Linked DNA regions of Homo sapiens: region 2 is linked to region 1. Evidence: read pairs that join two places in POLR2A ChIA-PET (ENCODE). Cell type or tissue: A673. All regions are shown on one strand.

Region 1 (4,000 bases):
ATGGCGTCAACCCAGGAGGCGAAGCTTGCAGTGAGCCAAGATCGCGCCACTGCACTCCAGCCTGGGCGACAGTGCGAGACTCCATCTCAAAAAAAAAAAAAAAAAAAAAAAAGCTGCAGTGAGCTGAGATCATGCCACCGCACTCCAGCCTGGGCAACAGTGTTAAGACCCTGTCTCAAAAAACAAAAACAAACGAACAAAAAACTCAGGGAAAAAAATGTCAGCAAGGCCAGGCGTGGTGGCTTGCTCCTGTAATCCTACCAGTTTGGGAGGCAGAGGGGGGCAGATCATTTGAGGACAGGAGTTTGACACCAGCCTGGCCAACATGGCAAAACCCCATCTCTACTAAAAATACAAAAATTAGCTGGGCGTAGTAGCTCACACCTGTAATCCCAGGTACTCAAGTGGTTGGATCCTGGGTGGCAGAGGTTGCAGTGAGCCAGATCACGCTACTGTACTCCAGCCTGGGCAACAGAGCAAACTCTGTCTCAAAAAAAAAAAAAAAAAAAAAAAGCAACAATTCGTAAATCTAGGATAGGCTACATGGGTGTTCCTCACTATACTATTCGTCTAACTTTTCCATAGGTTCGACACTTCAAAATAAACGGGGGAGCCCACTCCCTCTCTAGAAAAAAGTGCTAGGTTGCTCTCTTCATGGTCATCCGCCTCACGGAACTAAGAAGATGGCAAAAAGATGATAAAACAAAGCTTATTGCCAGCTAGGTTTTAAATAGGCTGATGCTATACTGGATTAATATTAAAAATCTTTTATTCTATCAAAATCTGTTGATCCTGAATATACTGAAACAGATGAGACAAAATCACTTAAATCATATAATCAATTTTCAAAGGGTAAATATTTGGGGAAGCTGGGTAAAGGGTGTAAGGAAAATCTTTGTACCATGTGGCAACTTTTTGTTTTGTTTTGTTTTGTTTTGTTTTTTGAGACAGAGTCTCGCTCAGTCGCCCAGGCTGGAGTGCAGTGGCACAATCTTGGCTCACTGCAAGCTCCGTCTCCCAGGTTCACGCCATTCTCCTGCCTCCCGGGTTCACGCCATTCTCCTGCCTCAGCCTCCCGACATGTGGCAACTTTTTTGTGTGAAATTATTTCAAAATGTAAAGTTTAAAAAATTTAAAAATAAAACAGAAAACTCAAAAAAGATAAAGTATTCCAATTGGTGAACAGTTTTAGTCTACAAAGTGTCTACTACAATTTTAAGTAAATATGCAATATTCCTCCCTAAGAAACTTCATGACAAATTATAGATATATCATGTTGGAGACAGCCTTTTAATACAGGCAGGGACTCAGAGTGTATTTATGTAAACTGTGCATTCTGGGATTTACATTATAAAATTAATAAAGGCATATTTTAAAAAGTGAATTTTGCAGTAGTTTAAAACAATAAAACTAATTCAGCAGCAGTTCCTGGATGTTCTTCTGTGTGCATTTCGTGAGTCTATGGGTCTGTGGGTCACAGAGAATGAAAGATACTGAAAGCAGTAACTCCAGGAAGCTAATTGCAGACACTGCTGTACCTGTAAATATGCCTTCTGATTTTCCAATAAAATTCTGTAAACGTCTTATGGCAAAAACTGCTAGTTATCAATTCCAGTATCCTATTCTTCTTCCTTAATAACAGAACCCCCAGTTTTTAGCTGGACACATGCCTGGAATAAAGACTATATTCTTTAGTGTGGGAGGATAATAAGTAAGAGGAAGTAATATGTGCAATTTCTAGAAAATATGTTAAAGGGAAGAGTATCCTTTCTTTACCTTTTCCTCCTACCTGCTGGCTGGGATGTAGAGGTTGGGGAGCCTAATGAGCCCTGGGGCAGTTGCTAATGATGGCTGTGGCCGATTATTTTATTTTCCCACAATCCTTCCTTTCTTTCTTGTCTTAGTTATGGCTGGATGGGATAAGTATACTTCATGGTCTCACTTGTTTAGGACAATGAAATGTTAGGACATGTGACACAAACAGAAGCTTTAAATATGCTCATGTGGCTTGGCTTGCTTTGTTGCTTCTGCCATCTGCCTTGAAAAAAATACGGCCCAGGTAGCTGCTGGTCCCATGATGAGGAGACACATGGAACAGCTCTGAACCCAACCTAAGCCTGGAGCCAAGTCAAGTCCAGTGGATCCCAGCCAAGCCAAGCAGATCCACATTCCATGAGTAAAAAGTAAATGCTTGCTACTTCAAGGCACTGAGTTTTAGGGTTATTTGTTCTGTAGCGTATCTATGACAAGAGGTGACAGACAAAACACCAGAGCAAAAAGATGGGAAGCTAGAAGAACATGATTGAGGAGTGACTATCCTAGCCTTTGGACTACCTAGCTCTGAACTTTTTTTACCTGACAAAAATATGCTTGTTTCTTGCCTGAGCTGCAATTTATGTTTTTCTGCAACCTGCAGCCAAGACTAGTCCTAACAAACACATTCTTTCTTTCTACAATAGCTCCAAAAGCATCTCAAGGATATGTTTGCCTCCGGGCTGCCTTAACACACCTTTTCCATCTTCCCTTTCTTTTTTGTTGAGACAGGGTCTGGTTCTGTCGCCCAGATTAGAGTGCAATGGCGCAATCTCGGTTTACTGCAACCTCCCAGGCTCAAGCCATCCTCTGTCAGCCTCTGAAGTAGCTGAGACTACAGGTGTGCACCACCGGGCCTGGCTAATTTTTTCCATTTTTTTTTGTAGAGACAGGATTTTACCATGTCGCCCAGGCTGTTTTCGAGCTCCTGGGCTCACACGACCCTCCCACCTTGGCCTCCCAAAGTCTTTGTAAACTAATTGTAGAGAAAGAATCACACTGAGAGAACCCAGCTTCTTGAAGTTGGAATTTTAGTGCCAGGTCTTGGAAGCCAGCATATTACCTGGTTGTTTTTGCCGGGGCTTTGGCAAGTTTGTCACACATGTATGGGGGCACATGAGGATGTTGCAAGGATGCAGTGATCCCTCCAGAAAGAGTTGTTTCGTCTGAGATATATGGATTCCTCCTAGTGGAGTTTTTGGCAATGTATTGGCTGGCACCAGAGCAAGACAATAAACCCCCACTTGATGAATGCTATCGATCGCCTAGAAAAATACAAACAAAAATACTCAGTGAGATCACTTCTATTACATTTGACATATTCCTGGTATAATCCATTATTTTACGCTACAATTTTTCTTACTCTACCCATTCTAGATCTAGAATCTGGCAGATCACTAAGATTCCATATATCTAGAGATTTAAAGATAATCATTAAGATAATACACATCTTTCAGCTGTGGCAGAGATTAAAAGAAGAGAGGTAAGATACAATCTAAATGGACAAAGGTGGATATTGACTTGCAACTCAGTATGTTCTCTTTTTAAGTTTTTATTCTTTTTAGAGACAGGGTCTCATTCTGTCAGCTGGGGTGGAATGCAATGGCACAAGCCATGACAGCCCCAAATTCCTAAGCTCAAGTGATCCTCCTGCCTCAACCTCCCAAGAAGCTGGGACTACAGGGATGCACCACTGCGTCTGGCTAATTTAAAATAATTTTTTTTCTTTTCTTTTTTTTAATTTTAAGGTTTTTGGAGAGATGGGGTCTCACTGTGCTGCCTAGGCTGGTCTTGAACTCATGGCCTCAAGTGATGCTCCCACCTTGGCCTCCCAAAGTGCTGAGATTACTGTCATACCATGCCCAGCCAATATGTTCTCTCTTAAGTGATAATGTCAAAAACCTAGAAATTTGTTTTGGTTCTTTTAATCTTTTAGCTATCAGCCAACAAAGCCTAATTAAACAGAAGTAAGGTATTTTTATTATGAACACAACAGCAGCTCTCTAAAGGAGCCCCCACTTAAGTGATTCACCATGTTACCATGCATCTCCTCTGAAAAACATCTGGGGTGAGGCCCATAGCACACCGAGCATTGGAGGCCACAAGCTACCCTGAGCGTACCTGTGCTCGCAGCCATGTAACTGCATGTTTGCTTAAAGTCAGCTGTGTTCCTACACTGTTTGACAGC
Region 2 (4,000 bases), 270 kb after region 1:
AAGGAACTAAAATCAAGTAAACAGCATTATTTTAAAAATACAGTCCACTAGGCCGGGTGTGGTGGCTCACGCCTCCAATCCCAGTACTTTGGGGGGCTGAGGCGGGCGGATCACAAGGTCAGGAATTCGAGACCAGCCTGGCCAACATAGTGAAACCCTGTCTCTACTAAAACTACAAAAATTAGCCAAGCATGGTGGCATGCGTCTGTAGTACCAGCTACTCGGGAGGCTGAGGCAGGAGAATCGCTTGAAACCCAGGAGGCAGAGGTTTTGGTGAGCCAAGATCATGCCACTGCACTCCAGCCTGGATAACAGAGCGAGACTCCGTCTATAAAAAAAAAAAAAAATATATATATATATATATATAGAGAGAGAGAGAGAGAGAGAGAGAGAGAGAGAGAGAGAGAGAGAGAGAGAGAGAGAGAGAGAGAGAGGGAGAGAGAGAGACCACTAGTCAAGAAAACAGCAATTGGTCAGGCGCGGTGGCTCACACCTGTAATCCCAGCACTTTGGGAGGCTGAGGTGGGCAGATCATGAGGTCAGGAAATCGAGACCATCCTGGCTAACATGATGAAACCCCGTCTCTACTAAAAAATACAAAAATAAATCAGCCAAGCGTGATGGCAGGCGCCTGTAGTCCCAGCTACTCAGGAGACTGAGGCAGGAGAATGGCGTGAACCCAGCAGGCGGAGCTTGCAGTGAGCCGAGTTTGTGCCACTGCACTCCAGCCTGGGCGACAGAGCGAGACTCCGTCTCAAAAAAAAAAAAAAAAAGAAAAAAGAAAAAAAGAAAACGGCAATGAAAGAAATATTTCAGGGCATGGAACTGCAGGTGAAAAAGAATCAAAAAAAGGGAGGGAAAATAAGGACTCCAAGATGACCCAGATGTCAGACTGCAGACAAAGTTTTAATACAGCTCTTACAAGTACATATATTCATGGATAACATTTATGTTTCTAATAAATTGAAATTAAGGGGAAATCACAGCAGAGAGAGAAGAAATATTTTGAAAAATGGAAACTCTAGAATACAGCATCTAAAATATTCACTGGACAGTCCTATCACATTGGGGACAGCAAAAGAAAAGTTCAGTGAACTTGAAGATGAACCCAAATCCACAGAAATGATCCAATCTGGAGAACAACAACAACAACAAAAATAGGTTGAAGAAAAATGAACAGAATCTCAGTGACATCAATCAGTCCAACATATGAAATTGGAGTACCAAAAAAAGAAAGGAGAAGAGAGGGCAGAAAAAATTTTTGGCAAGTATTTGGAAATTCCCCAAATGCAGTAAAGAATATCAACATACAGAGCCAAGAAGTTTAGTATTTCCCAAGTATAATAAGTAAAAGCATACTAGACACACCATAGCCAACCTACTGGAAACCAAAAATAAAACATCTTGACAGCAGGCAAAGAAAAAGGACACATCATATACAGGGGAAGAACCATGTGAATGATGGTGAACATCTCATCAGAAACAAGAGTCCAGAATGGTATCTTAAAAGAATGGAAAATAATTTTAGCTGTCATCCCTGCATTCTGTATCCATGGAAAATACTCATCACAAATGCTGGGCGCAGTGGCTCACGTCTATAGTCCCAACACTTTGGGAGGCCTTAGTGGGGGGATCGCTTGCCCTCAGGAGTTAAGAGACCAACCTGGATGACACAGCAAAACTCCGTCTCTACCACAAAAAAAGTAGAAAAATTAGCTGAGCATGGTGGCATGCACCTGTAGTTGCAGCTAACTCGGGCCGGGGGTGGGTGCGAGGCAAGAGGAGGCTGCAATGAATTGAGATTGTACCACTGCACTCCAGCCTGGGTGATAAAGCAAGACACTGTCTCAAAAAAGAGTGTGAAATACCAGACATTTTTAGTTAAGGAAAAACTAAGAGAATTCGTTGCTGGTTGGTACTGTAACAAACACCAATGGAAGTTCCTTAGGCTGAAAGGAACTGATACCAGTTATTTTCAGGCATAGAAATCACAATTGAAACAGAATGAAGCACTGCCTCTTAATGAAATCATCAATAAATTAGGAAATGAGTGGATAAACATTATCCACTTAATGTCCCTTTCCTCCAACGTCATCACTTCTAAATCACAGAACTTTAGAAATGAAGAGCATGGACACTACAAAGAAACAAACCAGAACCTTACAGGTTGGCCTGACATACTCAAGATACAACAGCTGGTGGCAGAAAGCACCACCAGGATTGGAGTATAGCATTCCTTGCTTCTGCACCTGTCTTTCCAGGTGTTAGGTCATTTGATTTTAATAAATGGTATAAAAGTTAATGTGAATTTTCTTGCAACTTATGTTGCTATGTGATGGCTCATCAAAAGAAGCATAAAGAAAAACTAAAATGGCAGAGAAAAACATTACTTATAATAAAATATTTGTGTTTTTACTACTATATCTGAGACCCCCAGCAAAAGCAATAGAAATAAGAAATGGGAGGTATAAGGAATAATCAAAATAGTGATTATCTGTAGACATTAAAACATTAAAAAAAATCAGTAAGACACCAAGAAGAAAAAGCAACCAAAATTATTTTAAAGTAGTAAAAATGAATTGAATTAACAATGAAATACATAATAGTTACCATAATAATGAATAATGTAGGCTAAAACAACCAGCTGTCCCCAATTTAACCAATAAATTGAACAGAATTCCATTAATTCCATTATAGATTTTGTTTGGCTGTTTGTTGGAACTAGACAAATATTCTAAAATTGTTTGAAAATGTAATGATCTAAGAAGAGCCAACACAATCCTGAAAAATAGGGTCAAGGACAAAGAACTAGCAGAAATAAATAAGGATATTATAAAATGATGATAATTAAAACAGTGATATCTGGCCAGGCAAGGTGGCTCACACCTGTAATCCCAGCACTTTGGGAGGCCGAGGTGGGTGGATCACCTGAGGTCAGGAGTTCGAGAGCAGCTTGGCAAACATGGCAAAACCCCGTCTCTACTAAAAATACAAAAATTAGCTGGGCGTGGTTGTTAGGCACCTGTAACCCCAGCTACGCCGGAGGCTGAGGCAGGAGAATCGCTTGAACCCAGGAGGTGGAGGTTGCATTGAGCTGAGATTGTGCCACTGCACTCCAGCCTGGGTGGTAAGAGTGAAACGCCATTTCAAAAATAAATAAATTAAGAAAATAAAATTAAATTAAATTAAACAGTGATATCCAGGAATGCAATCATGGTGTGGTGGCTCACATCTGTAATCTCAGCACTTTGGGAGGCTGAGATGGAAGGACTGTTTGAGTTCAAGAGTTTGAGACCAGCCTAGGCAACATAGACCCCAACTCTACCAAAAATTTAAAAATTAGCCAGGCATGATGGTGTGCACCTGTGGTCCCAGCTACTTGGGAGGCTGAGGTGGGAAGATCACTTGAGCCTGAGAGGTCGAGGCAGCAGTGAGCCGTGATCATGCCCCTGCACTCGAGCCTAGGTGACAGAGAGAAAGAAACCCCAGTCTCAAAAACAAAACAAAACAAAACAAAACAGCCATATTGGTTCAGGGAAGCAGAACTCAAAGAAAACAGAGAATCTGAAACAAATCTCATAGCTGCAGAAGTTGCAGAAGAATAGAAATGACAAAAAATTAAGTGTTGAAATAAATGTCTTTCCATATATGGGGAAAAATAGAACTAGATTCCTATCTTATACTATATATAAAATTAATTCCAGATATACCAAAGACCCACTTCTGAAATACTTTAAAACTTTAAAGCTATTAAGAAGACTCAGGAGAATATCTTTATAAAAGCCTCAAAGCAGGGAAAGATAAAAGGGAGAAGAACATCATAGACAGAGGAAGTAGAATGACAGCTAGAAAACAGCCTCATCTGTAATATGGAAACTAATAATCCCACCTACTTCACAGCAATTATGAGATTTAAATATGGTAAGTTCTTAGAACCTCTTAATAAATGTAAGTCACTGTTATCCTAGTTCTTCCACTTACTAGTTATGTGAAACTAGGT

Evidence for each region. ChIA-PET counts read pairs that join two places held together with the same protein. Peaks named below come from ENCODE experiments on the same cell type or tissue, not always from the same donor. Only the 100,000 strongest peaks of a DNase experiment are listed, where the experiment ranks them.
Region 2: POLR2A ChIA-PET joins it to region 1 with 7 read pairs; 2 of 35 experiments call an interaction of 5 or more read pairs at or near these places.

Annotation. Positions count from the first base shown.
Region 1 is chr12:50,713,472-50,717,471 of GRCh38, reverse strand. It overlaps DIP2B (disco interacting protein 2 homolog B), which reads right to left. Exons shown (of 38, transcript NM_173602.3): 23 at 2,876-3,077. Among named protein-coding and RNA genes, the nearest start is that of ATF1, 49 kb to the left of the region's middle. In A673, no CTCF peak of the experiment used is centred here; no DNase peak of the experiment used is centred here.
Region 2 is chr12:50,442,777-50,446,776 of GRCh38, reverse strand. All of the region lies in intron 8 of LARP4 (La ribonucleoprotein 4), which reads right to left. Among named protein-coding and RNA genes, the nearest start is that of SNORD133, 12 kb to the left of the region's middle. In A673, no CTCF peak of the experiment used is centred here; no DNase peak of the experiment used is centred here; H3K27ac peaks cover 660 bases.